2 separate regions of the Homo sapiens genome follow, and region 1 is linked to region 2. A link is a loop called in an ENCODE intact Hi-C map of the cell type or tissue named here. Cell type or tissue: mucosa of descending colon. All regions are shown on one strand. Links, peaks and the distances in the headings refer to the core of each region. The heading gives the core; the rest is flanking DNA. Region 1 overlaps CDH4 (cadherin 4). Region 2 overlaps CDH4 (cadherin 4).

Region 1 (15,501 bases), core at 8,120-10,619, 160 kb before region 2:
TGCTTGAGTTTGTCTTTCAAGGAAGGGCTCAAGGGCCATGTCTGGAATGAGCAGGAAAGGGGAGTGCCAAGCAACATGAGGCTCGTGAGGGTGGGGAGTGGCAGTGAGCCAGATGCCCCCAGGTGAGCACTGGCCCACCATGCCCCAGCGGTGGAACCTCGGGATACGGGGCAGGATACCTGTACCTCAGTTTCCTCTTTGGGAAAATGGAAGGAACATGACCTTCCATATAGGTTTGTGTGGGTTCTGTAAGAGAATGTGCTCCAAGTGCCCAGCAGGATGTCTGAGCAGACAGTATTGAATGAACGGATGAATGTATGAGTGAAGATTCAGGAAACACTGGTTCATGTTGGTTCATGAAATGTTAGTTCCAGATATTCAATAAAAATGTGACGTTTTTAAGAGTTCTAAAAATAACTCGCACTTCTCCACACCGTTAAATGGACTCTCACAGCCTTGAATGAGAGAGCAAAAGTCCCAGCAAGGCCACCCCCTCCAGGTTCCCAAGGAACACCCCTAGCCATCAGGACACCGCTGGCCCTGGGAGAGAGGGACAAAGGGCTTTCCTCCCTGCAGTGACTCAGGGCAGCAGCGGTGCCCCGATGTCCTGGCCAATGCCGGGAAGAATGTCAGTCTCCAGCCGTCCTCGCCCATGTGGGAATGACAAGCAAGGCTTTGCCCATTAGCCCTGTTGCTCTGCGAGCGCTGACTGCAGCGTGTTTTGACAAGAGGCCCTGGCATCTCACAAGCCCAGGAGTCCTCGGTGCATGGCGCATTGGTGGCTGGATTTGCCACTATTATTCTCTGCTCACTCCTGTGTTGGCGTGAGTGGGAGGACTTCATTAGCGACATCGCCCACATCAAGAGCCACTGTGCTTCGTTCCAGTGGGCACCAGTAGGACTGGCTAATGAGGCGCTCACAGCTCAGTTTCTACGGCCACTGTGGAAAAGAACTTTTGTGTAAATACCTGCCTCAGAATGTGGCCCTTCCCTGCGGCCCCCTCTTCTGTATCTCCCAATACACCTGCACTTTTTTTCTTGAACAGAGAACTGTTAATTAGTGCCAGAACCTAGAGAAATTCCTCTCTTTATATAGGCTCAGAGCCCTTTCACGACGTAAGGCTCTTTCGCCACAGCAGGGAGCTGCAAACAGGCTTGCTGAGGTCCTTTGAGGAGCTGCGTCTCCTCTTGGCAGAGTCTCTGGTTTGCACATAGCACCATAAATATTCAACAAAGACGTGGAGACGATGAGTGCAAGTTTTGGGGGACAGGGCCACACCGGAGAGTGTAAGGCACACACTTGTTGCCATGTTGGCTGGCTTTTCTTAGACAGGAAGAATCCCATGGTATTTTCTCATCAGAGAGAGATGCAGTGTCCATGAGGATGTGAGATTACAGCGTTGGATGCATCAAGAAGAAAAGCCAGAGGGAGACGCAAGTTTAATATTTCCTGCCATAAATGAGACGGCAAGAGAGAGGTTTCACTGTTTTACTTTATAATGGGATTTCTAACATTCCGGAGACAGAGTGTTTTGTTTTCTTTGGAGAAGGTACAGCTGATAGATAGTGAATATCCATTTCTTAATAGACTTTGGTTTTCAGAGCAGTTTTAGGTTTATGGGAAAATGGAGCAGGAAGTCACCCCCCTCTCCCACTGCCAGCTTCCCCTGTTGTTAACGTCTTGCATTCGTGTGTTGCATTTGTTAGGACTGACGGACAATGGAAAAATAACATGTCAGTACCGACGCGTTATTAGGACACAGTCCAGGCTCCAGGAGGGCTCTGTCTTGGTGTGGCGGATTCGTGGGTTTGGACAAATGCATGGTGGGTTTGGACCAAATGCATGGTGACACGGAGCCACCACTGCAGACCTCACAGTGCTGCTTCCCTGCCTGAAAGTCCCCCATGCCCTCCTGTTCATCCCTCCCTCCTCCCACGGTCCTTTCACTGTCTCTGTGGCTTTGCCATTTTCAGAATGTCATGGAGTTGGAATCCTACGGGTATGCAACCTTTCAGATGGGCGTCTTTCAGTTAGCAACATGTCCTTAATGCTCCTCCATGTCTGGGGGCCTGATAGCTCATTGGATATCCATTTTTGAAGCTAAGGGAAATGGAACTTGTGCATTTACCCCATTAAGTTTTCTCAAGCACTTCCTGGGTGCCAAAGTCACCTGGTTGGAAGGTGCCAGAGACCCCGGTGAGGAAGGCAGGCCCAGCGCCTGCCAGCCCCAGGCCCACAGACTGGCAGGAGGTGGCCGGCAGTTTCAGGCCCTGCCTGTGCTTGGAGCCAGGGTGAAGCCAGCCAGGGCAACCTGAGCAGCCATCAGTGGAGACACTCGACTGCATCCCTGTGACTGCAGGAGGGACAGGAGCAGATGAGCCTTCCAGAAACGCCAGATCTACTTGCTCTGTGAGGCAGAGATTGGTGCTGGGGGCAGGGCCTGGCTGGGGAGACCACTGGGCCATGCAGGCAGCGGGCTGAGCTGGGCGGCGGGGTCTGGGATGGATTGGGTGTCCAGTTGGGGTATCCAGGGGCTCCGGCTCCCACGTGGAAGGTAGCACCCCTTCCTGTGGCAGCTCCAGGGGAAGGAGCAGCTGAGGGGGTCTCAGGCAGCAAGGGTGTGCTGTGTGGGCAGACCCCAGAGACCTCACCCTGGGGTCTGGAGTTCAGGAGAAGGATCTGCACCGGGAGATGTCCTGGGGCCCATCACGGCAGGGTCCTCTCATCTGCAGAGCATGAGGGCGTCCGAGTCCCCCCCTCAGCCCTCAGCCCTGCCCTTGGCTCTGCTCAGGCCAAACAGTCGTGCCGCTTGTGGTGTGTCCCATTCTGAGGGTCTCCTGAGGGATTTTGGCCTCGTGACATTCTCCTCACCCCTCGGCCCCCCGGCGGCCCCTCACACGTGCCCAGTCAGGTTCTGTGTTCCCGCAGCACCCTTCCTGACCGCCACCCTCCTAGATGGTTCTGAGCACAGCCCTGCAGCCCTGCATGAGATCCCTGCCACCCCACAGGGGTATGCTCAGTCAGGATGATCTCTTTGGAAAGTGCACGCCGTCCCATCACTCACTGGGCAGGGCCCATAGGGTGCACCTGGAGCCTGGGCAGGTCCCCCCCAGGTGGGGTGAAGCAGAGGCTTCAGGGCAGCCTCAGCTCCTCCACATCCTGCTGCTCAGCAGATTCCTGAGGCAGCTGCATGTTTGTAGAATCGGAAAAGCGCCGTTTCCAGCGGGACGCCTCCTGCCAAGCCCAGAACTGCGCAGGTGGGTTGGGATGGGCAGGCCCCGTGCAGACGCTGCCACATCATCTGGGAAATGCTCCCTTGGTTTGGAGACGTGAGTGAGTGGCTCGTGGGGTAGAAGGTTCTCAAACTGTTGCAGGTGTCCTGGCACCACGGGGGTGCGGCTGTTCCTCCACCCGACTGTCACCCCCACGAGGACTCGGGGGCTGCACAGCCTGGCGGGGATGCCTCTACTGGAGGGTGTGTCCCCTGGGATGAGCAACATCAGAACCCAGGTTGCCCCACCTGCACGGTCCCCCTACCCACCCACTCCCCTTAGGAGATTCTCCTTCATCAAGAACCTGAGCCAGCGCCACCACCTTCAGAAACCTTGGACTCAGACTCTGTCCTCTCTCTCCCTCCTTCTCAGCCTCCTCTCCCCTCTGGGAGCTCCTGCTGCAGTGACGGTGACTCACTGCTGGGCTGGTTCACTCCAAAGTGGCTCGAGTGCATTACTCAGGTCTTTGCAATAACCCAAGATTTTTCTGTGTACAAAATATGCATATGCGTTTGCCTCCCAGCAGCATCTTTCATGGGAGACAGTGGCTTCCTAGCAAGTCCTGGTGAAGTGATGGACATGAACACTGTGATATTCCAAACCAACACTCAGTCTCTGCACTGCCTCAGGGAAAAGGAGCTTTTGGAGTTCAAGTCCCAGCTCTCCAACCTACAAGTGTGGAGGTGACCGCGTGCCTTGGAATCAAATCCAGAAATCGTACTGGGGCTCCCGGAGCCCACAGGCACTGCCCCATCCCTCCCTGCCTCCTCCTCGCTCCCTTCCTGCCCCCCAGTCTCCTCCCATCCTCAGATACACTAAGCATGCCTCAGGACCCAGGGCCTTGCACTGTCTGTTCCCTCTGCGGGGAATGCTCTTCCCTCAGGCACCAACACAGCCTTCCACCTCTCTTCATTCAGGTTGGCCTATTGGAGAGGGGATGCCTCCCTCCAGTGGCTCCATAACACTACCCCTACCTAGCCAGGCACGTCCAGCTGCCAGCTCATCACGCATGGTCCCCCACTAGACAGCTTCCCGGGGGAGGACCTCGGTGTGCACCGCTCGTCCCCCACGCCTGTGAGAGTGCTCATAGGCGATTCTTGAATGGATAAGTGGGAGAAAGGAAGAGGCTGGAGGTTGGAGATGAGCCCCCCACCCCATGTCCCTGTGTTGCCCGAGGCTTTGATGTCTCAGGTAGTCTTGTTCCATTTCGGGCATCTCAAAGCAGAAGCTGAATGTGGCCTCCGCCCTGTGCCACATGTGCTGGGAGCCCCTTCAGCACCGGCTAGAGTGACCAGCTGGGGGCCTAATTCTCCCCCTCTAGACCCCAGCTCCCACCTCTGAAAACGGGGGTGCTCTGGGCTGTGTGGGGGCAGCAGGTGTGAGATGACGCATGGACAGATGGACAGGAAAGCAGTGGCCCAGGGCGAGGTGGGGAGGTCAGGGGAGGGTGGGAAAGAAGAAGGGCAGTCTCCTGGGACGCTAGGTGCTCAGTTGCTACCGCTGCTGATGTCGTTTAGGAGGGTCTTTGGTTGTTTCAAGGGAATTCTCTATGTTCCACACAGAGCAAGTTCCGGGCAGTGGCAGCCATTTACATGCCCAGGGGTCTGCAGTTGTGGTCCACGCCCACCAGGTTGGATCCCAGCTTCTCCCATCACCCTCATCCCACTCACAGCCGCCGCTCCCAGTGGTTCTGTACCTCCAGGCCTTCACACGTGCTGTTCCCGCATCAAAGCACTCTTGCTCCGACTTTCTGGGTCTGCTCCCCCGGTCACAGAGGCCTCGGGATGCATGCTTCCTCCCCCACAGACCCTCTGCTCCCTCATCTCCCCTGCTGTCCCTGTCACAGTGACTTTGTTCGTGGGCCGGCTGCCTCATGGTCTTCCCACCACACTACATGCCATGTGGGCTGACTGCCCAGCACCCAGGACGGTACGTAGGGAGGAAATGGGTACACGATGGATGGATGAATGGAAGGAAGGAAGGAAGGACACAGAGAAAGAGAGAAAGAAAGGAAAGAAGAAAGAAAGAATGAAAGAAAGAAAGAAAAAGAAAAGAAAAGAAAGAGCAAGCTGGCAACCTCTGCTGGTTGAACCTGAGGGTTTGAAACTCACCCTCTCCTCAGCACGGTCCCAGCTACAAGCTCACCTCTGGCTCATTTGATCTTTCTCAATTCACCTAACAAGAAAAACAATAAAAAGGTGTGTTTTGTAACTGCAGCACCATTCTCCTGCATGCCCGTCTTGGGGAGACACAGCCTGCTGCGCCCGTAAATGTCAGCAGGCTCCTGCCGCAGAGGAAGCGGAGCGCATGTCACTCAGGGCTGGTTCCCAGCGCAGGCTGTCTCCTGGCCCCTTTCACAGAGAAGCAATTAGACAGATGGGGGTAAAGGGTTAACCCGGAAGCCTCCTAATGAGGGGAGCTGCCGGCTCCTCTGTGGGTGCGCGATGCCGAGTCTCCACAGAGGCTTTGGATCCGCATCACTGCACCCGTCACTGCCGTGCACGCGTGAGACTGGGGGCTGGGGGGAGATGTGAAGTCACACACTAAGAAAATTATTTCCTTCATCTTGGAAAAACAAAAGAAGCCGGGCTCTGCTGTTTAGCTGAGGGTCTAATTATGACTGCTACATGTAATCCTCGGAGTTCAGAACTGGCCCAAGCCTGGGCAGGGCCCACTGCACACTTCCCAGGCTCGGAACGGGGAGTTGTTGTATGTGAGGTTTGCACCAGCTGCAAGCTTTGTGAATACACACAATTCAAAGAAAAGCACCGTGGCAGTGCGCTTGTGACATGCTTTGCATTGGGGCATCTACTACACGGGATCTGGAGGTGCCCAGAGCCCCAGACGGGGAGGGACGGCCTTGGTTGTGACTCTGGGCCCCGCATGGTGCAGGGATTCAATAAGGGTGTGGGAAACTGTTTGAATAGTGAGAATTCATCCTAAAAGGTAGTTTTCCTTCAGCAGGTTGAGTTTCCCTATCACCCAAACAAGGGGCTGGAGTAGATCATTTCCAAGGCCCCTCCCAGCCTGGCATGCTGCAGGCTTGGGGCCGTGGGGAGCTCTGGAGACTGAGCTCAGCCTCAGCAGTTTCTCCCTGTACCGCCAGTTTTCTCCGTCCCCACCCAGCACGTGGACACAGCGCACACAAAGCGCGCACAGTCACACGAATCAACCTGGGCAGATATTCAAGAACCTATGAATCTCCCTCCTGAGTCCCCAGGGCTGAGGCCCAGCGCAGACGATAGCCCCCGCTCCCGAGAATCTCCCTGCGCTGGGTGGGCCTCGGGCAGGCGCCTGGTGATGGCTGTTGCTCTGCGGCCCCTCCCTGTGGCCCCTCCCGGCAAGCACCATCGTCTTCCCCAGGGACAGGAAAAACGACAGAGGGGCCAGAAAGAGAGAGGGGTCGTGGAGGAGGGACCCTGCCCTGGGCTGATCTGGAGATCTCTGTGGGGAGAGGAAGCTGTGGCCGGCACTCGGGACCCACTCCAGGGAGATGTGTGAGACTCAGGATGCGGTTGGGGCCCCGTGGGCACAGAGCTCAGGAGGACTCCCCCGTCTCCCCAGCAGCTGGAATTAGGGACCCCAGAAGCTGCTTTTTTAAAACTGAAGTAAAATTCACATAACGTAAATGTCCCCATTTTCAGGCATACAATTCAGTGGCATTGAGCACATTCAAAATGCTGGGCCACCGTCACCCCAAGGGAAACCTGGTCCCCATTAGTGCTCACTCCCCCACCCTCCTCTGTTTCTTATACCCCCCTGGTGGGCAGAACCTGTGGCAGGTACAGGAAGGTGCCTGCAGGGACCACAGCCCAGCCCAATGCAGACCCCCAAGGGGTTCCCCAGGGACTCGGGGACCAAGCACAGGAAACCTGGGGGGCCACAGGGACCCTGAGGTTCTGCCTCCCGGCCAGCGCCTTCGGGGCCACTGCGGGGACTGAGGCCACATCTGCCCCCTCCGCTGGACCCCGTGCTCCCTGATGATGGTGCCCAGGGTTGGGGCCTCCCCACGGCCTCCGTGGCTAACGGGTCTTTGCTGCAGGAATGGAGGAATCGACTTCCCTGACATTCCTCTCTTCTTTCTTCTTTCTTTTCTCCTTTTCCTGGCTCTTGAATTTCTCTGTCCCCAGCAGACGTGTCTGAGAGCATGTGCATGCAGCGGGGGCCACAGCCTTCTGCCTCGGGGGCTGTGATCCTCTTTGCAGCCAAATATTGAGGATGTGCTTCTGAAGCCACCGCAACAGCCTTCTAACTCAGCTCCCGAGTTGTTTGCAAGGCTAGGAAAGGCCGTAGCTCTCTTAACATTGGGCCCTAAAGGGGGTGTCTGGGTGTGGCTTCCACTCAGGACACCCCCTCAGTCCCAGAGGATGCGGGACCTCCTGGGAGCTCAGGGTGCCCCCCACTCCTGTGCAGATCTCTGAGCCTTCTTGCAGTCACCAGGTCAGCAGCCTCCATGCAACATCTCCTGGGCCAGTCCCCACCCCGAAGGTGTAGGTTATCTCGCTGGCCGAGGGTCTTCCTGACACCATGCTGTGTTCATTCTTGTCACCTCAGCTGCCCCTGTTCCGGTCACACCAGCTCTCAGGTCCTGGAATTCCTCCCTTCCTCTGCCCCAGGACCTTTGCAAGTGCCATCAGCACTACCAGGAATGTGCTCCCCACCCGAGCCTTCTCTGGAACCTCATTCCCCAGATGTCCACGGAAGGGTCCTGTTATCAAGGAAGCCCTCCCCACCTGTCCACCCAGCCTGGGTCAGGCTCTCACAGAACCTGTGTCTTCCTTGTAGAGTGCCGCACGTCTGATGTGATGACTTGGTTAATGTCTGTCCTGCCCCACACTCTCAGCTCCACTGGCAGTCTCTGTGTCTGGTGTCTGCTGACTGGTGGTATCAGTGATATGTCATGCGAATGGATGAAGGGGAGAGGGAGGGAGGAAGGAAGGAGAGGGAGGGAGGGAGGAAGGAAGGAAGGAGAGAGAGAGAGAGGGAGAGAGAGGGAGAGAGGAGCAAGCTGCCCTTCTTCAGCTGTGCATATCCAGAGGCGCATTCACGACAGGCGGGGTCCCTTCTTAGGGGAGCAGAATTGGCATGAGTCCTGGGAGATGGAGCCATCATGAGGTCACCCGGGGCGGGGGCCACAGAAACTCCATCCACAACACAACCAAGACTGGGGTGACAGAGGGAGACTAAGGCCCACATTCACACTGCCGAAGACGTGGGTGACAGGCGGGGGCCAGCCGCATCCCAGCCCGGAAAGGGGAAGGGGAGACCGGACCACCCTCAGCCTGTGCTTTGCTCTACAGCTGCCAGGAGAAGGTCGAGGTGCAGGGGCTCGCCCTGGGACGAGTCCCAGGCTGTTGGATTCTCTGGTGTGCAGCCCTTCCTGGGAAGGTTTGCCTCAGCATTCGTTGCTCCTCGTGTTGCTTGGATGGCTTTGCAGATCCTGCTGGATGCTGGCCCTGGGGGCTGAGCCCTGCCTGGCATTTGGTCATATTTCAGAGTGGGCAACAGAGGGTGGTCCCTGGAGGATGAAAGATGGAGCAGCTTCTGTTCTCTGGTGTCTTCTCAGAAGAAAACATGGGCTTTAAAATTAAATCCATCTTGTCCAGAACAGGAGGCCAGCGGTATGGGGCCAGGTTGCCCAGAACCTCAGAATCTGTTGACCCCACACCTTGGGGTGAGGAGAGGGAGCTGACCCCCAGCAGAACAAGAGATGGATCCCCACAGGCTCAGAATCCCAAGAGCCAGCTGGCCGCAAACACCCTGCACGGCTCCCCATCCCACCCCAGGGACCCCCGGCCTGACTAGGGCCCTTGTGTGACCCCACTGCAGCCTGGAGGGCTTGGCCATCCATGCTGTCATCACCTGGCCACTGACCACCCTGGCCTCAGCCTGTGCGGTTCCCGGCAGACCCCGGTGTTCAGTAAGTGTTTGTGGGATGGACGACCTTGACCTTGTGTGACCTTGGCTGGGTGCCTTGCTCCCTGGTGCCATGTCCATGCCACTGAAGGATGCCACAGGGCATACTGGCCAGAGCATAAGGACAGCAGCCGACATCCACCCAGTGCCTGCCCTATGCCAGGTACTGAGCAAAGGGATCAACATGCTACCTTTGTCCCCCTCCCCGAGTCCCTGCCATCACTCCCATTTCACAGAAACAAAGACTGTGCTCAGAGAGGGACCACCGTTCCTCAAGGTCACAGAGACAGGAGGCTGTGGTTGGTGTTTGCACCCCAAGACCAGGGTAGGTGTGCGCAGGGCTGCTGGTGCACACCCGCCTTGCTGGGCACATGCATACCTGCCCCACAGCGCATGCAGCGGGTGCTGGGACCCTGAGGTTCCATGCCTGTGGCTCTGGTGTGAGGACAGCAGGTGTTCCCCTCCCCACCCTCTGGGGCCCACCTCCTTGGGGCAGGCGGTGCCGGGCCTGACCCCAGGGCCCAATCCTCTGTGCCACCTCCAGCACTGGCTTTGGGGTCTGCAGCAACCACCGCCAGGGGGACAGAGGCAAGGGAGGCTCCGACTACATGTTTAAACAGTTAGATTTAATTTCTCTCTGGACCCTTCTGTCTCTTGTCAAGTTTGTTTAAAACTAATGGAAGTAATTAGCAAACCATGGAGAGATGCGTGCGGCAGGTAGCGGCTGTGGGTACCAGGCACCAGGCAGTCCCGTGTCGGCCGAGGATGGAACAGGTACCCTCCTCCCCAGGAGGATTTCCCTCTGTGGCACCTGCATTTCCTCACAGGTGTTTTCTCCCCCGAGAAACAACTCTTTTGTCCCCCACAGTACTTTCTGGGGCTGCAGTGTCCCTAGGGCCCAAGGCAGCAGGCTGGTCTGCGGCTTCCCTGCAGAACCCCTGCATTCTGAGGCAGAGGTGGGGGCCAACACCCCAGCAGGACCTGAGGGGCCATAGCCTTGGGGATTCCTCGGAGGCACGGCCTGGGGTCCAGTTCACACATCAGCTGCAGAAGGTTCCCTCAGGATGTGCAAGTCAGAAGCTCCCCACACCACACCACCGCCCCCATCCTCCACCAGGCTTGGCATCCTCCCAGCCTCGGGAAGAACCAACCCTGCTGGACGAGGGTGACAGATCCCTGAAGTCGGGCAGCAAACCCCGCTCCTCCTCTCACCACCTTCACGGCAATCCCGCTCCTCCTCTCACCACCTTGACGAAGGCGTGAAACGTCCCTGAGGCTCAGCTTCCTATCTGCGAGATGGGCCAGTTCTACTCGCCAGCGCTGCCTTCCCGTGCCTGGCAGTGCACCCGCCGCGTGGAGGCTGCAGGGGCTGGGACAGGACGTGTGATCTGCATTGGGGTCGCAGAGGCGGCTTTTCAGGGCATTGTAGGTGTTTGCTGGTACATCGAGGGAAAAGTTTTCTGGGAATCCATTGGATGTTAATTCTCTCCTGAAGACTAATAGAGAAATTGGGAGATCAAAAACAAATACATAAGAAAACTAAACTTCCAGCCGGGGTGGTGCCACTGGTCACTCGCCTTCACGCCTGGGCGGCTGCTGGCGCAGTCTCCTCTGGGGGCTGTTTCCCATGGGGAGGGAGTTGCGGGGGGTCCCGTGAAGATTCTGGGCTGAGCACAAAGCAGGACAGAAGCCCCCTTTCTGCCCTCAGCCTGATGGGAGCCCCGGACCAGCCTGGGGAGGCTTTGCCCCTACTTCACCCTGACCAGGTGCCTGATGCTGTCCGGTCCCAGGACAGCAGCCCTGACCTCAGCACACTCACCAGTCCTGGGGCGGGAGACACGGGAGGACATGGGAATCCCAGGTACGAAGCCAGGGAATGAAACAAAAACAGGTGATGTGAGGGGAGGGGTAGGGCAGGTTACAGGTTTCCATGGGAGCCAACATCCCAGCCAGGCCTGAGCACTGGGCCAGAGCCAGCTCTGCCAGAAACCACCAGTTACAACCTCTGTGTCCAGTCTGCAGAGTCCAGAGTGCGGGTCCTGGATGGGGCTGAGGCACCAGATTCCTGCCTAGAGGAGGGTGAGTGACAGCGGGCTTGGAGCCCAGGCCCAGTTCAGAAGGTAAAACTGGAAGGACTGCCCACTGCTGGCCAGAGCCAAGGTTCAGGCAGACAGCAGGCCGCTCCCGGCCGCTGCAGAGGCGAGGGCAGCACAGGACTCCAAGCGCCCACAGAAAGTTCTATAAGCAGTTGGGGGCCTCTCCAGCCGACGCCTCAGGCTCAGCCTCCAGCCACATTCGTAGAGAGGCAAAGCAGAATCCAAATAAGTCAGTGCCAGGCAACACCGTCAGGAGCGTCCTCTCTGTACACGGAGACCCTCAGTGCATGCCGACACCCACACATACATGGGCACTTTTCTGTTGTCCTCCTGGAATGCATTTAACCTTGCAGAGACAGGCGAAGACTCCAAAAATTAAAAAGGAAGCAAAAGGAAGGAAGCAGGTTGAAGAGGAAACAAAGGTGAAAAGTAGAATGGAACGTGCTGAGGTTAGTAAATGTCTCAGCATTGTTAGAAAAGCCAGCTACGGTACTGCCTCTGAGCTTCCCAGTAGCCTAAGTAAAGAGGGAAACCATTTTTAGGCAATTCACAAGGAAAGACAAATAGGATATGGGGAGGAGTCCCCATCCCAAGACCTCAGACATGTCTCCCTTGAGGCTGCCCTGCACACTCACTTGCCGTTTCTATAGCATGGCAAAGTGTTAGTAACATTCTGGGTTGTGTTCATAGGTACCCACATTTCACAGAGTTTCCAAACAGATTGTTCATACATTCAGTGCTAATGTTCTGTGAATGCCCCTGGCGTCTCAGAAGACTTGCCTTATTGCTCTTTCCTTATGAAAGAGGCCACAGCCTGGTGGGGCACAGGAGCAGGTATTGAAGGTTCTGAAGCTCCTTTCTTCTCCTGGAAAGCAGGTCCCCCCAACAACTGGGGTCTCTGAATGACCCCCCCATCTTCCAGGCCTCTCTCCAGGAGGGTGTGGGCCAGCACCATTTGCGTAACCGTATCGTGACCTTTGTCCCTTGGGCTGCTTCCTTCTCTACCAGTGACAACTCCTGTTTTCCTCCTGATTCTCCACGGCTGAGGACTCAGAATCACAAATGCTAGTGGGCTGAGTGTTCAGACACAGAGGTCGTGTTTGGAGCGGAACACCCAAGTTATGGTTAGACTGAAACAGGATGTTGGGACTGCATCTTGTCACAAAGCCCTGGAGCTTTCTCGTGATTGGACGGGGCCTGTTAGACACAGACGGAAAAGGCATAAAGATCTAGGAAGTTGCCGGGCACAGGGGCTCACGCCTGTAATCCCAACATTTTGGGAGGCCAAGGCGGGTGGATCACCTGAGGTCAGGAGTTCGAGACCAGCCTGGCCAACGTGGTGAAACCCTGTCTACTAAACATACAAGACTCAGCTGGGCATGGTGGTGCACGCCTGTAGTCCCAGCTACTTGGGAGGCTGAGGCAGAAGAATTACTTGAACCTGGGAGGCGGAGGTTGCAATGAGCCAAGACGGCACCACGGCACTCCAGCCTGGGCAGCAGAGCAAGACTCCATCTCAAAAAACAACAACAACAACAAAATCTAGAAAGCCAGTGTGCAGGGGCCCTGGTGCGGTCCCCCGGGCATCACTTCCCCAAGCCACCCACGGAGCTGCCTTTGAGGGCGCTGTCATCAGTTTCATCCAGGGTCTCTCCGGCAGGGAACGCCTTTCACCTGCAAAGTCCTTGGTTCATATGGCTGACGCCACCGCTGTTTCCTGCCTGGTCATTCAGACGTTGGTGGCCCATTCGTTCTCAAAGCAGCTTCAATGCTTGCCTAAGATGTCACCAAAGCTGTGTGCCTGTACTTTTTTTTTTTTGAGACCGAGTCTCGCTCTGTTGCGCAGGCTGGAGTGCCATGGCGTGATCTCGGCTCACTGCAAGCTCCTCCTCCCAGGTTCACGCCATTCTTCTGCCTCAGCCTCCCGAGTAGCTGGGACTACAGGCACCCGCCACCACGCCCGGCTAACTTTTTGTATTTTTAGTAGAGACGGGGTTTCACCGTGTTAGCCAGGATGGTCTCGATCCCCTGACCTCGTGATCCACCCTCCTCGGCCTCCCAAAGTGCTGTTGGGATTACAGGCATGAGCCACCACGCCCAGCCTCCCAAAGTGCTGAGATGACAGGCAGGAGCCACCGCGCCCAGCCGCCTGTACTTTTTTTTAACTACAACACTGTGTTTAATCCTGAAGACAACACAAACCCTCCTGCTGCTGTCCAATTGCATTAGTTTTATTAGGAATTTGCTTTTAGGGAACAAAGGGGCTTGTTTGTGTGTTTGTGCTCATCTCTCAGCAATCACAGCACTGTCATTTTTATCTTTGTCAGTGACAATCAGATGTCAGAAATGATTGATCCACTAAGTTGTTGCTGATTTTAATTTGTTTACCATTGGGCAAACAGTACTATAAAAGCAGTTTGGAATTTTCCTGTCACTTCAAAAAAAAAAAATGTAATGATTCCGTCCTTAGAAGGGGAACAGATCCGGGGAGCCACAGCAGACCCTTGCCTGGGTTGATCCTGTCCATCAGAGGAGCCACCGGGGGGCTCTGGAGTCTGGAAGTTTCATTGCTCTGTTGAACCAGACAGGGTGGAAATGCCTGGTGTCATCACATTTAAAAACATTTTCACATGAAAATGTTTCACATGAAACCCACAAGTAGGAGGTGCCATTGGCTGGGAAGATATCTAAAGTGAACTATTGAGAAGAGGGAACAGACACGTTATTTATTCTTTCAAGGCAGGCAACAGTAAAAGGTGAATGCGAGGGGAAAACACTTTATCTAATGTAACAGTGAGTCGCTTTTTTTGGTTTCTCGAATAAATAGTAATTAAATCATGTAAGCTGTGACAGCAAAATTGCTTGAAAAACCAATCCTCCCACCATAATTGCTTAGATACCCACATTTTTATAAATAGGAGTTAACTTTATCCGTGGCTTTTATGAGCAGAATGTGACACGGGCTGTGGGTGCGTCGTAATTTACCACGGCTGTAGGTGACAGTTGCAAAAGCACACGTCTAAAAAATGCACTAATGTGTCCGGATGAATCTGCGCCTCTGGAGGTGTCTTTTTCTGCAGCAGAATTAGAGATGGCCATGATGCTGGAGCCGTGAAGGGAGGTTGGCATCCTGGTGCCTACTGGTTAATGTTTTGGAAGCGAAGCAATGCTCAGCACCCAGCGGTATCAATAGACTGTCTGACTTCAACTCTGTTTCCAGTTCACCAAGAAAGCACTTGGTGGGGCCAGGGTCTGCCCTGGCCACACCTGCCTAGCCCACCCCAAGGCCATTTGCAGGCATCAGGTCTGGCTTAATAATAAAAAGGACCAGAAACACAGCAGAGCCGAGTTCTGCTGCCAGAATCCACCTGCCATGGGGGAATGGTCCCCAGATGCCAGCTCTCTCTTGCTCCTTCCTTGTACTTAGCCTTCTTGGAGTGGAAAAACAGGTCCATTAGTGGCTTCACAGTCTCTGCTGGCAGGAAGAAGATTTGCATAGGCAAGAGTGGGGGGAACTGAGGGAATATTTTTGAGGTGGAGAATACCCACTGTGCCGCTCACAGACTCCGGCTGAATTCGGAGATAACAGCGGCAAGGGAGAGATGCGTTTGCAGAAGGGAGTGCAGCTGTGTTGTAAATAGAATGGAAGCTCAGTGTTGCTTTTCTTCCCCCCCTTTTTTAAAGGCCTCTGGCTAATTCTCTAGGGGGTTGAGATAAAACACACCACCTTCTCGGGAGGTGGAGAAATCAGTGCAAACCTCATGCCCCTCATGCCCACTGGGGGCCTGTAGGGCGTCCTGCGTGGTTGCTGCCATTGTTACCGCCCTTCTGCTGGCCAAGCCGACCCTGACTCTCTCCCCCTCCTCTTGCAGTCAAGTTCAGCAGCTGTGTGGGGACCAAGGGGACACAATATGAGACCAACAGCATGGACTTCAAAGTTGGGGCAGATGGGACAGTCTTCGCCACCCGGGAGCTGCAGGTCCCCTCCGAGCAGGTGGCGTTCACGGTGACTGCATGGGACAGCCAGACAGCAGAGAAATGGGACGCCGTGGTGCGGTTGCTGGTGGCCCAGACCTCGTCCCCGCACTCTGGACACAAGGTAAGGTGTGACCGCCCGGGTCTGCGCTGGAGTTTAGATGACCTAGTTCCTCCTGCAGGCCCTGGGCAGAGCCTCTGCCAGGGCTCCCACAGGACAGACAGTCACCTCCTCCTCGGG
Region 2 (15,501 bases), core at 8,222-10,721:
CCATCTCTCATCAGCTGCCAGTTTGGCTTGGGGCTGGCTGGTCTTAGAGGGAAGGAGGAAGGAATAGAAAGACAGAGGGATGGAAAGGTAGAAAGAGGGAGGGAGGGATGGTGTATGGGTAGGTAAGTGGATGGATAAATGGATGGGTGGGTGAATAGAGGGATAGATGGGTGGATGGGTGAGTAGAGGGATGGTGGATGGGTGGGTGGGAGGGTGGATGGATAGATGGATGGGTGGGTGAATAGAGAGATAGATGGATGGGTGAGTAGAGGGATGCTGGATGGGTGGGTGGATGGATAGATGGATGGGTGGGTGAATAGAGGGATAGATGGACGAGTGGGTGAATAGAGGGATGGTGGTTGGGTGGGTGGGTGGATAAATGAATGGGTGGCTGAATAGAGGGATAGATGGATGGGTGACCACAGGGATGGTGGATGGGTGGGTGGGTGGATGGATAGATGGATGGGTGGGTAAATAGAGGGATAGATGGATGGGTGGGTGAATAGAGTGATGGTGGTTGGGTGGGTGGGTGGATAAATGAATGGGTGGGTGAATAGAGGGATAAATGGATGGATGGGTGAATAGAGGGATGGTGGATGGAGGGGTGAGTGGATAGATAAATGGATGGGTGGGTGAATAGAGGGATAGACGGATTGGCGGATGAGTAGAGGGATGGTGGATGGGTAGGTGGGTGGATGGATAGATGGGTGGGCGAATAGAGAGATGGTGGATGGGTGCATGAATAGAGGGATTGTGGGTGGGTGGGTAGGTGGGTGGATCGATGGGTGTGGGGCAGATAGAGGGATAGTGGATGGGTTGGTGAGTGGTTGGATAGATGGATGGATGGGTGAATAGAGGGATAGTGGATGAGTGGGTGAGTGGATGGATGGATGGATGGGTGAATAGAGGGATGGTGGATGGGTGGGTGAGTGGATGGATGGATGGATGGGTGAATAGAGGGATGGTGGATGGGTGGGTGAGTGGATGGATGGATGGGTGAATAGAGGGATGGTGGATGTGGGGGTGGGTGGCTGGGTGGATGGATGGATGGATGGATGGGTGATGGTTGGAAAGAGAAAAGGTTGGTGACCATCTGCTGTTTGTAATTCCTTACGGAGCCAGTTTATGGAACTTGAGCACGTTTCACTGAATCACACCGCTAGGAGCTGGTCTTTTCCCTTAACCTCTTAGAGAAGCACGACTCAGGATTGTTAGTCACTTGGAGAGCATTTCACAGGTTCCCTTTTCGCTTTGGTCCCCAGAATCCCCCTCCCCTAATGGTACTGGTGAGAGGCGGGCTGTGGTCCCAGCAGGGAGCTGCCCACAAGCCTGTCCTCAGCTGTCACCTCAGAAGTTCATGGCCTCTGGGTCAGAACAGAGGTGTGGAAAAGCCACCTCTGCCAGCTCAGGGATTTTGGCACTGATGGACTCCCAGCAAGGGCCCTGAGGAGAAAGGCCATCAGACTCCTTCAATGCCTAATAAAATGCATTCATCCTGCCAAGACTTATTTGCCATTTAAAGCTCACACCTGCGCCTGCACGGTAAACTGTCAGGACTGCTTTTCCAGCAGAAAGCATGCTTGCATCTCCGCACCTGCACAGAGAAGGGAAAGGGTTTGTCTTTTCTTCCCATTTGAATATCTGACCTGTAGTTCAGCTGGACAAGCTAAACACTCAAGAAACGAAGTCCCTCCTGACCCGCGTCTGTGGGGCATCCCTCCCTTTGCAAACTGTCCCTGCTTGGTTTTCTAGACCGAATGCAACCCCAGTGCCCTCTGGGCTCCCCTGTTCTCCTCCCTTCTATCTTGGCACCAAACGTGATCTGCCCCTATCAACGGCAGGGCCACTGAGATGAAAACACAGGCAAACCTCTTCATGCCGCACCTTAACGCATGGCAAGGGGAGGAGAAACTTACTCCGACAGGCAGTGTCAACCAGGAGGCTTGGAAAGGGCCCTGCGCCCAGCACACAGCCCCCAGTGAAAGAGAACCGGTTCCAGGAACTCCGTTCCTGTAAACGGATTTCTTTTGATAAGTGCCCTGTCAATTAAAACCCAAACTGATTTTCTGTTCTTTCTCAACTGGTGTCTCCCTTCCAGAAAGTTCAGCAGTACACAGTCATCGTTCAGGCCACAGATATGGAAGGAAATCTCAACTATGGCCTCTCAAACACAGCCACAGCCATCATCACGGTGACAGATGTGAATGACAACCCGCCAGAATTTACCGCCAGCACGGTGAGTCCCTCGAAGCTGCCCAGTGACGCATGGCCCGTGCAGGGCAGGAATGCACTGGCGTGCGGCACAGCCTCCTCTCTCTCTGCGGCTCTGCCTGACGGGCACTTGGCAGATAGCGTGTAAGAAAGGCCCTGGGCAGCGGAGGCTGCTGTGTGGAGTGGCTCGATTCCTGATGTGCGCAGTAGGAGAGAGGCCGGGGCTCAGTCAGGGAGGGGACCGGCGGCGGAGGTCGGTTGCCACCTGGGAGGCATCTCTGTGATGTCTGGAGGAGTTGACTGGTACTGCCTGGGCTGATGTCACTGCCACTTTGGAAGGCCTGCGTGTGGGACCCGCTTGGGGAATGCCCAGATGGGGCCTTGGCATGGCGGGTCCATCCCTGTGTGTGGAACTTGGCTGACCCTCTGTGGCCTGCTGTCGGCAGAAAGGGGGTTGTGACTGGGCCCCATACCGGCTGCCTGGGGCCTGAGTGACCATTCACTGAATGTTGTTGAAAGTCCAGTGTGAGCCCCGAGCCCCTAGTTCACAGGGGACCAAACTCTCTCTGGTGGGAACACGGTGGAGACAGGGCTGTAAGGCATGCAGCCCCCACTTCCTCTGGATTCCAGCAGGGCAGCTGCACCACCAGGAGGGACCCTTCCCTTGAAATCTGCAGAGGCCACTGCGCCGACAGACATTTGATGACCCCACTTCCCTGCTGCCCAGCGATCTGGGGAGGTCCCGGCCTTGGCTGTCGCCCTGCTTACCAACCAGGACCCTTTGTGGTGATTCCCTGGGTCCATGGGGTGTGACACGGTGTCCCCAGGCTGTCATTTTGGGCCCCGTGTGGCAGTGCTGACATCATGGGCACGTGGCCCAGCCCCGGGAGCCCCTCTAGAAAGGTCGAAGGCACCAGGCTGGGACGTGCAGAGGGGAGAGTCAGCGAGGGCTCCCAGAGTGGCCGTGGCCCTGAGATGCCAGGATCTCAGGGTCTTCTCTGCTCCTACCACCATATCACCCCCTTCTCCCCCAGGCCTAGGCCCCCGCAGAGCTGTGTGTCAGTCATGATAGCAATGACAGTGGCACACCAGCTGCATCTGTGGAGGTGCCCCTCGGGCACCAGGGTGAGGCCAGGGTGCGGCCAGGGTACAGCCAGGGTGCAGAGCTAGCCTCTGATCCCAGCCAACCCCGACCAACCCAGTGACAGATGAGGACTCTGGGCTCCGGGAGGCTAAGAGGGAGAGGGGAAGGGATGGGGTCAGGAGGGAGACGCTCCTCCCGGTGGGTGGGCCGGCTTGCTGAGAAGGCAACTAAGGCCAGAGCCCCTCGCCACAGCGGCCGTCCCGCATCTGGGCCTCCTGCGTCCTGCATCCCAGGCCTGGGGCGCAGCTGCACCAGGCGGAGGTGGCTGTGAGCACACAACGCCATCTGGTGGGAAGATGGCAGATCACAGCGAAGGAAGCCAGCTCAGCCCCACTGCAGCAGGGCAGGGGGGCTCTAGGTGCTCCCCCAGGCTCCTGGCAGTGAGTCCAGGCAGCAAGCGGCCAGGGCAACCAGGAGCCCGAGGAGCATTTAACCGGGCGCAGCCCCAGGATGCAACAGCTCTCATACAATTGGCCAGGAAGGCGTTCAGATGGTTTGGAAAACACCTGCTTCTCTCTCTTGGCTTCAGTCTCTATTTGCTCTCTTCCGGCCAGTGAGCAATGGTCAGGAAAAGCTCAGGGCCAGGCTGCCGGGGAGTCTGGACATAGGGGAAGCAGCTGCTAACCCCAGGGCCCTGAAGAATAATAACGTCCAGGCCCAAGAGCGCAGCAGGGCTGCACCCACACAGCTGGCCGGACAGCCCCAGCTGTCCTTCCTCCCTGACTCCGAGAAAGAAAAGGAAGTGATGGCAGGGAGGGAGGGGAGAAGGTGACCCAAATTGTGTGGAGCAGGTGTCTCTGCCTTTCTCGGAGCCAGCATCCCTGTGAAGGAAGATGGAGAACCGGCAGGATGTCCCTGACCTGCACATGCTCTGAAAAACGGCCAGCCCAGGGAGTCACACTGAGCCCCCCACAGAATTCTGCATTTGACTCAAGGCAACTTAAAGCACATTGCAGGGGAGAATTCCTGCCTCTGTGTCCCCATGAACGAAAGGTGGGGATGGCCTGATTCTCTGAGACGTTGGGGGGCAGAAGATAAACAAGGGGCATTGTGGTCCTAAATCCCAAAATTCAGAGAATCCCATCATTCCATTGCAAGCCCTACCCCTCGTCTCTGGTCCCCATCCCGAGACTCTGGGAGGCAAGCCCTACCCCTCATCTCTGGTCCCCATCCCGAGACTCTGGGAGGCCAAGGCAGAGGCCCTTCTAGACCTAGTGGACCAGCCACAAGCACTGACCAGCATAAGCACTGACCAGCACTGATCAGCCACCAGCGCTGACCAGCCACCACCATTTACCAGCACTGACCAGAAATGACCAGCCACCAGCACTGACCAGCACTAACCAACACTGACCAGCCATGAGGACTGACTAGCCACCAGCACTGACCAGCCACCCCCACTGACCAGCACTAAGCAGCCCTTGGCACTGAGCTACCCTCGCCGCAACTGCTGACCGGCCACACCACCCTGGGGCTCCTCCTCCTGGGACTGGGGCAGAGGGTCCCCATGGCATTTATTAGAGAGAGGCGTCTCTGTGCTTTTCCAATGGCTAAGCACAGGCTACTGCAGCCTCGTGCGCCTCCCAGAGATGGGCCATTGTCCATCCTTGGTTCCAGGGGGCCTCAGGCAGGTCCCAGACCCCAGATCACGGGGCAGGGGAACGGCATCTCTTGAGGAGTACGCAGATATGTCTAGATGCTTCTCAGCCAGTGTCTGCGGCACCTCCCAGTCTAACACAGTCCGGGAGAGGATCTGCAGTCCACTGCTTTGGTCAGGCCGGCGGGGTGACATGCTAGTGGGTGGACAATGGACGGATGACCCTGGCAGGGAGGGTTCCCTCCACCCTGCGGTGGCTTTTCCAGGTGACTGGGTCGCATGGTCCTGGAGAAGGGGTGTCAGTAAATACTCGGGGTTAGGATGGCCCTTGGTGTGTCCTCCTAGAGATGGGTGACAGGCAGGAGCCCCGGGACACTGTCCATGCCTCACCGTGGGACGGAGCAGGCAGAGGGGCCAGCAGGATGGCGAAGGCCGGCCACACTGCCGCACATGCCGCCAGGCTATTTTTACCAAGCCTAATCAAGAACAATCAGCAGAAGCTACAGAGATGCAGGGGATTTGCATGATCCGATTCTGAGTCCTAAATGTTAATTAAAAGTTATTTTCCCTTCACTGGCTCTGAGCGCGGCTGCACTGCCCACGTGAGGCTGAGTGGGGACCCTCGGCCCTCAGCACTCCCTCCAGCAGGTGAGCATGGGGTCTGCTGCGCTAGAAGCTGGTGGCCACAGAGGACACAAGCTTCAGACCCTGCCCCAAAGCCTCCTATTAACACCGATGGGTCCTGCAGTGAAGTTCTCAGGGACAGGTCCAGACAGCACAGAGTGACCCTGGAGATCTGGCATCACAGGCCTTCCTCCAGGCCACCCCCACCCCATCCACACACATGCTCACGGAGGGGGGGTCCCCTGGAGTCAGGAAGCCCAGCCCTGGCCCCACCCTTGGTCCCTGCCTGCTGTGTAGCCAAGGCCGGAGAGCTGGACCTCTCTGAGCCGCAGGATTTTATCCCGGCTTTCCACCTAGAATTAATCCCACCTCAAGGTGTCGTCGGGAGCACTGCTGATCTATGTGAAAGTTTAAGACTTCAGCAATATAAATCTGCTCTAAAAATGCCATGGGTGGTGCCCAGACCCCCATCCCAGGGGCATGGAGCTGGGTGGCGAGCAGACAAGGTTCCAGCTTTAACAGACCTGGAGTCCTGTCCCGTCTCGGTCTTTCATAGGTGAGGGGCTTACAACAATGTCACCAAAACCTTCTCAGCCCAGTTTCCCCAGCTGTTAAAAGAAGAGGGAGGGCCGGGCGCAGTGGCCCAAGCCTGTAATCCCAGCACTTTGGGAGGCCAAGGTGGGTGGATCACGAGGTCCGGAGTTCAAGACCAGCCTGGCCAAGATGTGAAACCCCATCTCTACTAAAAATATATATTTTAAAAAAAAATTAGCCGGGTGTGGTGGTGCGCACCTGTAATCCCAGCTACTCAAGAGGCTGAGGCAGAGAACTGCTTGAACCTGGGAGGTGGAGGGTGCAGTGAATCGAGATTGCACCATTGCACACTAGCCTGTCTCAAAAAAAAAAAAGAAAAGAAGAGGGAGGTGGTATATCATTGTTGTAGTTTAAAATGCATACATGATAAGACATATTTTGTTTTTACTGTATGTCTTTTGTGAATGATCTATTCCCCGTCCCAAGCAAGCATGAATAAAATCAGGTTAATTTTTTTCTTTTTTGAGACAGAGTCTCGCTCTGTCGCCCAGGCTGGAGTGCAGTGGCGTGGTCTCGGCTCACTGCAACCTCCGCCTCCTGGGTTCACGCCATTCTCCTACCTCAGCCTCCCGAGTAGCTGGAACTACAGGCGCCTGCCACCACGCCCGGCTAATTTTTTGTATTCTTAGTAGTGATGGGGTTTCACTGTGTTAGCCAGGATGGTCTTGATCTCCTGACCTCGTGATCCGCCCACCTCGGCCTCCCAAACTGCTGGGATTACAGGTGTGAGCCACCGCACCCAGCCCAGGTTAAATATTTTTTGAATAAAGAGGGAAGGGAGTCGTGGTGGTTTCCCCACAGGGTCTCCGAGGACAGGATGAGTGGGTCCCCAGCGTTTAGGATGTGCCCAGCTCAGCCAGTGCCTGGTTATCACAGTTGATGTGGAAATACAGATTTTTCTCTCAAAGGGGTTAAAAATGGTTTTGCCAGAGGCAGGGTGTCAGCTGAACTTAGGAGCCCTGGGGTCTGTGGGTCTGTGGTCCCCATGTTTTTGAGGTCCTTCTGGAAGTTCCCTCCCCAAGCCGCCCGAGGATGCTGCCTGCGGTCCCTCCTCGGAAGTGACCCTCCTGGCCAGGAAGAAGGGCAGCCCCAGCTCTGCAGGGCAGACAGGCTACTGGCCAGCCTCAGCGGGGGGGACTGGCTGGGCTGACCCAGGGCAGCTCTCGCCCACAGATCCCCAGCCCCTCAAGCCTGGCTGCGTGCCCACTCTGGCCAAGCCCTGTGAGTCCCTGACTTCTGCAGAAGAAGGGAGAAATTACGATTCAGCGTGAGTTCCTGAGCACAGGAATTTGGCATCTTAAAATTAGAACGGACTCAGTGCCCTTAATTACGCTTGGGTGCACAGTGCAAGCCTCGGCCGCACAGTGCAAGCCTCGGCCATAAATCATTAATTGGAGCCAACTTTTCCGAGCACAGAGGTGGCAGCCGCAGGGACCAGGAGCTCCCACCCACCCGACATCACCTCCCGCCTCCTTGCTCCTCCTACCAGGGACGGCTTCCCAGAGACGGCTGCAGAGGGGGCGCTTCTGAGAGGCCAACTCTGGGTCCACCCTGGGGCAGGGACCAACAGGACACAGGCCCAGAGACGTGGGGGAATGGCGGACTGGAAAGGACAAGCCCAAGGCAGAGACACACAGAAACTTGAGGTCCCTCAGCCTGGGGGTCAAGACTTAGTCCTCCCAGCCGCGGTGCTTCCGCCAGTCTCTCAGGCCTCCTTGGACCCGCCTGTCCAAGCTGCATGGGAGAGATGGGGCCCAGGGGTTGGGGGTGGGCGCTGGGCCAGACTCCCCAGCTTCAAGCCTGGCTCCACAACTGACCAGCTGCTGACCTTGGGCAAGTTGCCTCCCTTTCCTCATCTGTTCCTGCCTGATGGGTGTGTGAGGACCGAATATTCCCGGATATCAGTCCCTTGGCAGCGTACCTGACTCAAAGAAAGACCAATGAGTAAAACAGCAACAATATGGCCATCGTGGCTGTTGTATGATTAATAATGCCGATTGATAGCAATTGTGTCCTTCACCCTGGCACAGATGAGCTGCTGACAGGAGCTGCCTGAAGTTGTGCTCCAATCCCGGGTAAGAAGATGGGTCAACCTCTCTGTCCTTTCTGGGAAGGGAGCAAGCCAATCTGGTCTATGGACCCAAAAGCCCAAAAAGGGGTTTCAGGTTAATTTTTAGCTAAATGACTGGTCCTTTCACTCAAGCGGGTATTGCAGTGAGCAGGAGCAGGAGCAGGAGGAGTAGGGGCAGGGGCAGGGGCAGGGGCAGGGGCAGGGCCTGCAACTTCCTTCTGGTCACAAGAGCCACAGATCCGACAATTCTGATTTGTGAACTCAGAACTCAGCAGAAATCGTCACTGTTTTACTGAATAGAACACAGAATTGCAAAAAGCAATAATGTTGTAATGTCCAAAGGAGCTGTGGTTTGTAGGTTTACGCTATCAATTTTCCAATGCAAGCAATCACAGAACAGAGAACTACAGCTGGCTGTGTCCCCAGGTGGCTCCCAGCCCCGTCGGGGGGCGCAGCAGACCACACCCCAGCCAGACAGGAGCCGTCAGGGCCGGCGCTCAGCTGTGCTAGTTACAGTGATGGATCCGCTGAGCTCCGGCTGGGCAAGAGCACCAGGCTTGGGCACTTCCCTCCAATTAGATGCCCTCGTCCACACCGGGCTCCGGCCGGGAGAAGCAGCACCCAACGCCGGGTGGCTGGGAACGTCAAGGCCTCATTAGGACCAGCCGGACGCTTCTGAGTAAGCGGCAGCTCAGTGAAAGCATCAATCCCACGCTGGCCCATGGGGTTGGGGTGACAAGGGCAGCAGCAGAGTCCCATTTCCGCTCATTCAGACCTGCTCCGTGGGAAGAGGCAAAAGGAGGTCCTGAGCCTTCCAGGAGACAAAGCTGGGCCTCAGTGGCACCACTGTCCGTCAGAGGTGGAAGTAAAGTTCGCAGTCGGCCGTGGCTCATCTTTATGAGATATTGACTCACCGCCACTAGTCTAGTTGCCAGGAAACAGGATGTGGGAGGGACAGACAAAAATTAAGTACAGCAGCAAATCACCAAGATGCAGTCCTGCGTGTCACACCTGAGGAGCAGCCTGGAGCCAGGGGCACCTTCTGGCTTCCAGCAACTGATGGAAATTCAAACCATGACGTGTTCAGTCCTTGGAGTTCCAGAATCGTGAAAGGCGGGTCCTCGGCAGGCGTGGAGGCATCGTGGATGGCCGTTTTCAGAGCAGGGCAGGCAGCACAAACGGATGAACGATGCAGAGGCAGAAAAGGTCAAGCCGGGGCCTCTGAAACCAGGACCCCCGGGGCCTCCATTCCAGGAGAAGCAGCCTCACTCTGCCCTTCACCAGCCACGGAGACCCGGGGTCTATGGGCAGTGCCCTAAATGCCAGCCATGCCCTGGGGCACGCGGTCACCACCCCGCAGAACCGCTCCCGTGCTCGTTGCAGGAGTGCAAGGGCAGATCCACAGAGGAGCGTGCGGGGCCCCACCTTCCCAGGGATTTGCAGGCAAATGAGCGGCCGTTGACACAGGGACAGGCACACCTTTTCTTGAATGGTCTGGAGAGTAAATGTTTGCGCTTTGGCTGCCGGAAGGTCTCCGTGGCAACTCCGAAACTCCGCCATTGTAGGACAAAAACAACCACAGACAAAACAGAAGCGAGTGGGTGTGGCCATGTCCCAATAAACTTTATTTACAAAAACAAAAAGATTCAGGCCACAGGCTTGTTGTCGAGCCCTGACTTCACCTATAGCAAAGAGGCTACATAGGTGTCGTTTTGGGAATATTTGAAGGAGGAAGATTCTAGCATTGCAGACGTCTAAGTATGAGGTCAGCGCCTCGTCACCACCTGTCTCAGAGAGCTGATTAAAAATCTCACACCACACACAGCAGAGGTGGCACAGGCCTGTAGCTCCAGCTACATGGGAGGCCGAGGCAGGAGGATCACTTGAGCCCAGGAGTTCGAGGCTGCAGTGAGGTGTGATCATGCCACTAAACTCCAGCCTGGGCAACAGAGCAAGACTGTCTCAAAAAAAAAAAAAAAAAAAAAAAAGACACACAGTATTAGCATTGAATTAAAAAACTAAATATCTTAGGAAACTTCGTGTGCCACGTGCCAGGCCTTGTTCATTATGTTTGCACATTCATTCATTCATTCATTATTTCACCCCGCACTGGGCACTCCCTATGCCAGGGTACAGGACAGCTACAGAGAAAACCAAAGCAGTCACAGCCCCTGCTCCTCAGAGGTTAATCTACATATTTAAAATCTGTAAGGCCAGGCATGGTGGCTCACGCCTGTAATCCCAGCACTTTGGGAGGCCGAGGCGGGCAGATCACCTGAGGTCAGGAGTTCAAGATCAGCCTGGCCAACATGGTGAAACCCCGTCTCTACAAAAATACAAAAATTAGCTGGGCATGATGGCGGGTGCTTGTAATCCCAGCTACTCACGAGGCTGAGGCAGAAGAATTGCTTGAACACAGGAAGTGGAGGTTGCAGTGAGCCAAGATCGAGCAATTGCACTCCAGCGTGGGCAGCAGAAGAGACTCCATAAAAAAAAAAAAAAAAAAAGTGTAAATGTACATATTTTATTTCTGTGGATTTTGGTTTTTCCCATTTTTCTACCATGAGCAATTGTTATTCATTCGCGGATGTATAATTCCCCATTCCAAACAAAAACCGTGAAGGTGACCTCTCAAGACAAGCAGGGTATGGGGCCGAGAGGCAGCCCCCAGGGGGCCAGTGCAGCCTCAGCGACCCTTCCCCACCGCTGGTGACCTCGGGCAGGTTGCCTCCTGGAGCCTCAGTTTCGTTACCTGCAAAATGGGAACAATAATATAATCCCCTCTGCCTCCTGCTCCCAAAATGCTGTCATTCTGTTTCCCTGGGGTTGTCACCAGCATGAGCCCAAGGTGCCCCTTCTCTGAGACAGGCCTGTCTCCTTGCGAGGGCCCGCAAGCTTCTCCTCTCTGCTGCTGCCCGCTGCCAGCTGTTTTGCGTTTCTGCTCTTGCAAATGTGGCTTCTCTTGGTGCTTTGGAGGCATCTGAGTGGCCGCCCCTGGGACTTCCCCCAAGCCGGCGTCCTGTGGGCTTGCCCCAGCGGGGGACAGCAGCCAGTCCTGAGAGTATGGGCTGCAGGGCCCGTAGCCCCACCCACACCGAGCTGGCGGGAGCCGTCATCGGGGCCTCCACCAGGGATTGGATGTTAGGGGCATGAGGATCAGCACGGCAGCAACTCACTGGAAGGGGCGCAGGCGTGCCAGGGGCTGCGGCTCTCTCGTGGGGCTCCCAGTCCTCTGGGTACCTGGAGTTCATGGTCATGGAGCATGGGGGTCACCAGGCAGCTGCTGGGAACTGGTGGGATGTGGGACAGGGTGTGCCCTGTGCTCTCCCTGGGGACTCTCCGGCAGCTTCTCCCTCTTCCGTCTCTCCCCTGGCCCCCTTCTTTCTTGATGAAACACCTGCCTGGGCTGGAGTCCTCACGCCCACCAGCCAGAAGTCAGCTTTGTCTGCACCGTGTCCCCCTGGTCTCTCGGCATCTCGGCAGGCACAGAAATCCACCCCTTAGCCCTGGTCATTACAGCAGCAGGTGGGCACCGACCCTGTACCAGGTGCTGCACCGAGTGCCCTGACTGTGCCAGCCCATCCGACCCCACAGCCTCCTGAAGAACGGGCTCCCTCCTCCCCGTGACACAGAGGGGACCACCCTGCTGTGGGGAACAGAACTTCCCTCCCACTGCCTCCCACGTGGCCGCTTGCCGTGTGGCAGATGCGGGACTTCTCCCTGAAGACAGGACCACCGTGGCCCCAGCATAGGTGCCTTGGAGGCCCCAGGGTCTTGCTGGACATTGTGTGGATGGGGCCTGGCCCTCTCGGCCCTGACCGCCCACTGACATCATAAGGGAACAGCTGGGTGGGTTTTTCCTGAAACACCGGCTGTGCTGCAGGGTTCCTGCCCAAATCCTCCTCTTGCGAATGGTGACCTTCCCCTGAGAAGCTCACAGTTTCTGCCTCAGAGCTGGGATTGTGCCGGAAGGCCCTCGTAGGAAGACAAAATCCTCCTACCTCTCGGGATGGGTGCACAGTTGAATTCTAGATTACAGTCTCGGCAACAAATTCCATTCCGATGCTCTTAAAATTTCTCCTTTCCCAAATACCTGCCTTTTCATCCCAAGGGGCCTGAGAGGCTTTCCTTGTGTCGGAAAATCTGAAAAAATTAAATTTAAAAGTCATTATGGCTGGGGGAAGGTTAATAAGAAAATTCTAAACCAGATTTATCAGCTAAGGCCTTCTTTGTGAACCTTTATTAAACTTGCATGATTTAGAATAGACTCTTTGTATAAACTTCACTCAGAAGTCTGCAAGGGAATGGACGCAGAGAGCGCCGCGCTCCCTCCTCAGAAGGACGGGAGTGAGTGGAGAAGCGTCAGACAGGCCCTCGCTAAAACAGCAGACAACACCAGGACCCACCTGGCCATGTAAGCAGAGACAGACGCTACAGAGGATGTGAGGGGCCACAAAATCCAAGGGGCCAGGAGCTTCAGGCACGGCCGCTCCACCAGGAGGGTGCCCTCCTGCCCCCACCACTAGGCACAGAGCCTTGCCCCTGCTGCCTGCAAGGGTGCTAGCCACACCTTCTGCCTCTGCTGGCTCCAAAGCTCAAGGAATCTCTGCAGTTTGCCAGGATCAGGCCCTCTCTGCCTCTCTTCTGAACCACAGACAGCCAGGTGCACCTGGCTGGCATGTCCCTAGGTCACTTACCTGGTTGTGGCTGTAGAGGAGGCCAGGAAAGTGGATATCTGGAAAATAAGGAAGGGAATTCAGAAGGTGCAGGGGAACCAGGAAGCCTCACTAATGACCACTATGCTGACCCTGGCAGCTTGAAAAAAAAGAGAGTGGCTCATCTCACAAGAGCTGAGAAGTCTTGGAAAATCTCTCCCTTCAGGCATGGCTGGATCTAGGCTCCACCAGCTCACCATGACGCTCCCCTGGACCATGCTTCCTCCAGCCGGCTTTGTTCTCAGGCTGCGAATGGCGGCTCCCAACCAACCCAACACCTTCAGATTCACGTGGTTACCATGCCCAGGCCAGACGCAGGGGCCGCCAGAACTGACCCCTAATTGGCTGACTTAGGTCATTAGCCTATTTCAAACCAGTTATTGAGGCGGGGGCCTCAGGGGTGGAGAACAAGGATCTGAAGCATTTTCAGTGAAGGACCAGATAGTATTTTCATCTATGGTCAGGCTGTCTCTGTTACTGCGACTCAATGCCACTGTTGGGGCAGGAAAGCAGCCACGGGTGATATGTAAATGAATGGGGTGTGGCTGGGTGTCAATAAAACTTTATTTATAAAAACAGGCCTCGGGCCAACACCACACTAGACCAAGCTGACCAGAGCCCTTCATCCCACCAAGCCCTTAAGGAAACTTGGGGTGACATGGCCGCAGGACCGGAGCGGCATGGTCCTGCTCAACCCTCCCACAGAGGCCTGAAGGCCAGAAGCTACAGAGGGCTGCCAAGTGGCTCCCGGGGGAGGCCAGCAGGTTTTCACTCAAGGAAGGAGAAGCGCCCTAAGATTCAGGCAGGCTGCTTTGGGGGCAAGGCAGTGTCCCCAGCGGAGGGAGTGGCCCTGAGCCAGGTGTCAGAGCCCAGCAGTGTGTGCTACGGGGCCCTGGCAGGCTGCTTTGGGGCAAGACGGTGTCCCCAGCAGAGGGAATGGCCCGGGGCCAGGTGTCAGAGCCCAGCAGTGTGTGCTGTGGGCCCTGGCAGGCTGCTTTGGGGCAAGACGGTGTCCCCAGCAGAGGGAATGGCCCGGGGTCAGGTGTCAGAGACCAGTGGTGTGTGCTGTGGGGCCTGGCCAGAGCAGCGTCTGTGTGTTCATGGCATCTCTGGAGAGGGCTCAGGGTCCTGGCACCCAGGACATTTTGCAACTCAGATCTCCGGGGTCAGGGGAGCTCACTGGCCTTGAGTCCTCCACCAGCCACTGCAGGGGTCACCTGCCTGCCTCACTGACGATGGGGCAGGCCACCCTCCTCCCTGCTCCAGGTCTGCAAAGCTCCCCCAACCCTGAGGCCCTCCCACCACCACCTCTGCCTGGAGATGGTCCAAGCAGGGAGTGTATAATGTGACCCAGCTACCACCTCCCCTGAGGACACCAGGGGGACTATCACCTCCACCTCACAGCTCTGTCCCACCCCCAGGCCCCCCCGGGCACCAGGTCAGCTCCTAGACTCACAGCAACACGGACCTGGCTGAGGAGGGCTGCCCCTCCCGCCCATTCCCCGGCCCTTCTGGAACTTGTTCACAGGCCTCAGCGAAGCTTCCTTGAATGTCCCCCTGCAGTGGTCCTCTGCCCGGGGCCTGGCCGCCCAGGATCCCGTGTGGCCACAGCCTCAGCAAGGGCTGTCCTCTCACACCCAAGGACTGCAGGGCTGAGATCAGGCAGGCAGCTCCCTGTACCTCACTCTCAGGCATGTTCTCACCCCCAGAACATATGGATCTCCAACCATGGCCTGAGTCGCCCCTGCTATCCCCCAGTAGGCACCATCCCCCATGCCATGATGCCTTGCAGTGCAGGGCCCAGTGTGTCCCACGGCGGCGCCAGCTCCTTGTCCTGCTGGGGGACGATCTGACTCCTGGGCGGCTCAAAACGTGTGATGAAGGGAAGACAGAGTGAGTCCCGAAGCTCCCTCCTCTAGGGCCAGGTCAGCGTCTCCAGGCCTCCCCGGGTACCCAGCTGCAGGTTCCGGGCTCTGGCCACCTGGCTCAGGAACAGAGACAGCTGGGAGATTCCGTCCCACACTAGACATCGGGAGTGGTGGGGGCGGTAGCTGTCCACTCTGGAGTTTAGCAAAGACGGTTCCTCCCAATCCTCAGATGAGATCTGTGGCTGAGCGTGGCCATCGTGTGAGGAAGGGCTCCTGCTCCACAGACAGGGCTGAGATCCCACTTTGGATAAATCCACAATTTTTCTTCCTAACAAGCTGATTGTATCGGGATGTGAATGCTTGGACCTAAACGTGACAGGCAGGGCCCTTCCTACCAGACCCAGAGCTGGGCCGGGCTGCGGGGTTTTCAGCCCAGCTTAGAGCCCCAGGTCGAGGAGGCTGATTAAAGGACTTTCTCTGAGCTTTTGAAATACAGAGAAAGGACGCAGTGTTTGTCTGGGATTAAATTGGAATATTTTTCCATCCTTGACAAGGCAGCCCGTTGGTGTGGGCTCTGAATTCTTCTGTCGCGTCGCCGTCCTTTTTAGGAATGCTGACTCGGCTCCTGCCTGGGAAAGGGGACCAGCGTATTTCATTTTTGTGCATTTATATGAAGG

Evidence for each region. A loop is a pair of places that touch in the nucleus more often than their neighbours do. Peaks named below come from ENCODE experiments on the same cell type or tissue, not always from the same donor. Only the 100,000 strongest peaks of a DNase experiment are listed, where the experiment ranks them.
Region 1: a loop joins it to region 2, with 6 times the contacts of the local background. A loop is called at or near these places in 3 of 110 quality-filtered maps.

The regions. Positions count from the first base shown.
Region 1 is chr20:61,728,406-61,743,906 of GRCh38, forward strand. It overlaps CDH4 (cadherin 4), which reads left to right. Exons shown (of 16, transcript NM_001794.5): 3 at 15,158-15,384. It overlaps CDH4-AS1 (CDH4 antisense RNA 1), which reads right to left. Exons shown (of 2, transcript NR_199021.1): 2 at 9,795-10,685. Among named protein-coding and RNA genes, the nearest start is that of CDH4-AS2, 16 kb to the left of the region's middle. In mucosa of descending colon, for the core only: no CTCF peak of the experiment used is centred there; no DNase peak of the experiment used is centred there.
Region 2 is chr20:61,892,812-61,908,312 of GRCh38, forward strand. CDH4 (cadherin 4) reads left to right here. Exons shown (of 16, transcript NM_001794.5): 8 at 2,099-2,236. Among named protein-coding and RNA genes, the nearest start is that of MIR1257, 53 kb to the right of the region's middle. RefSeq lists an enhancer at 8,271-9,164. In mucosa of descending colon, for the core only: no CTCF peak of the experiment used is centred there; a DNase peak (open chromatin) is centred at 9,650.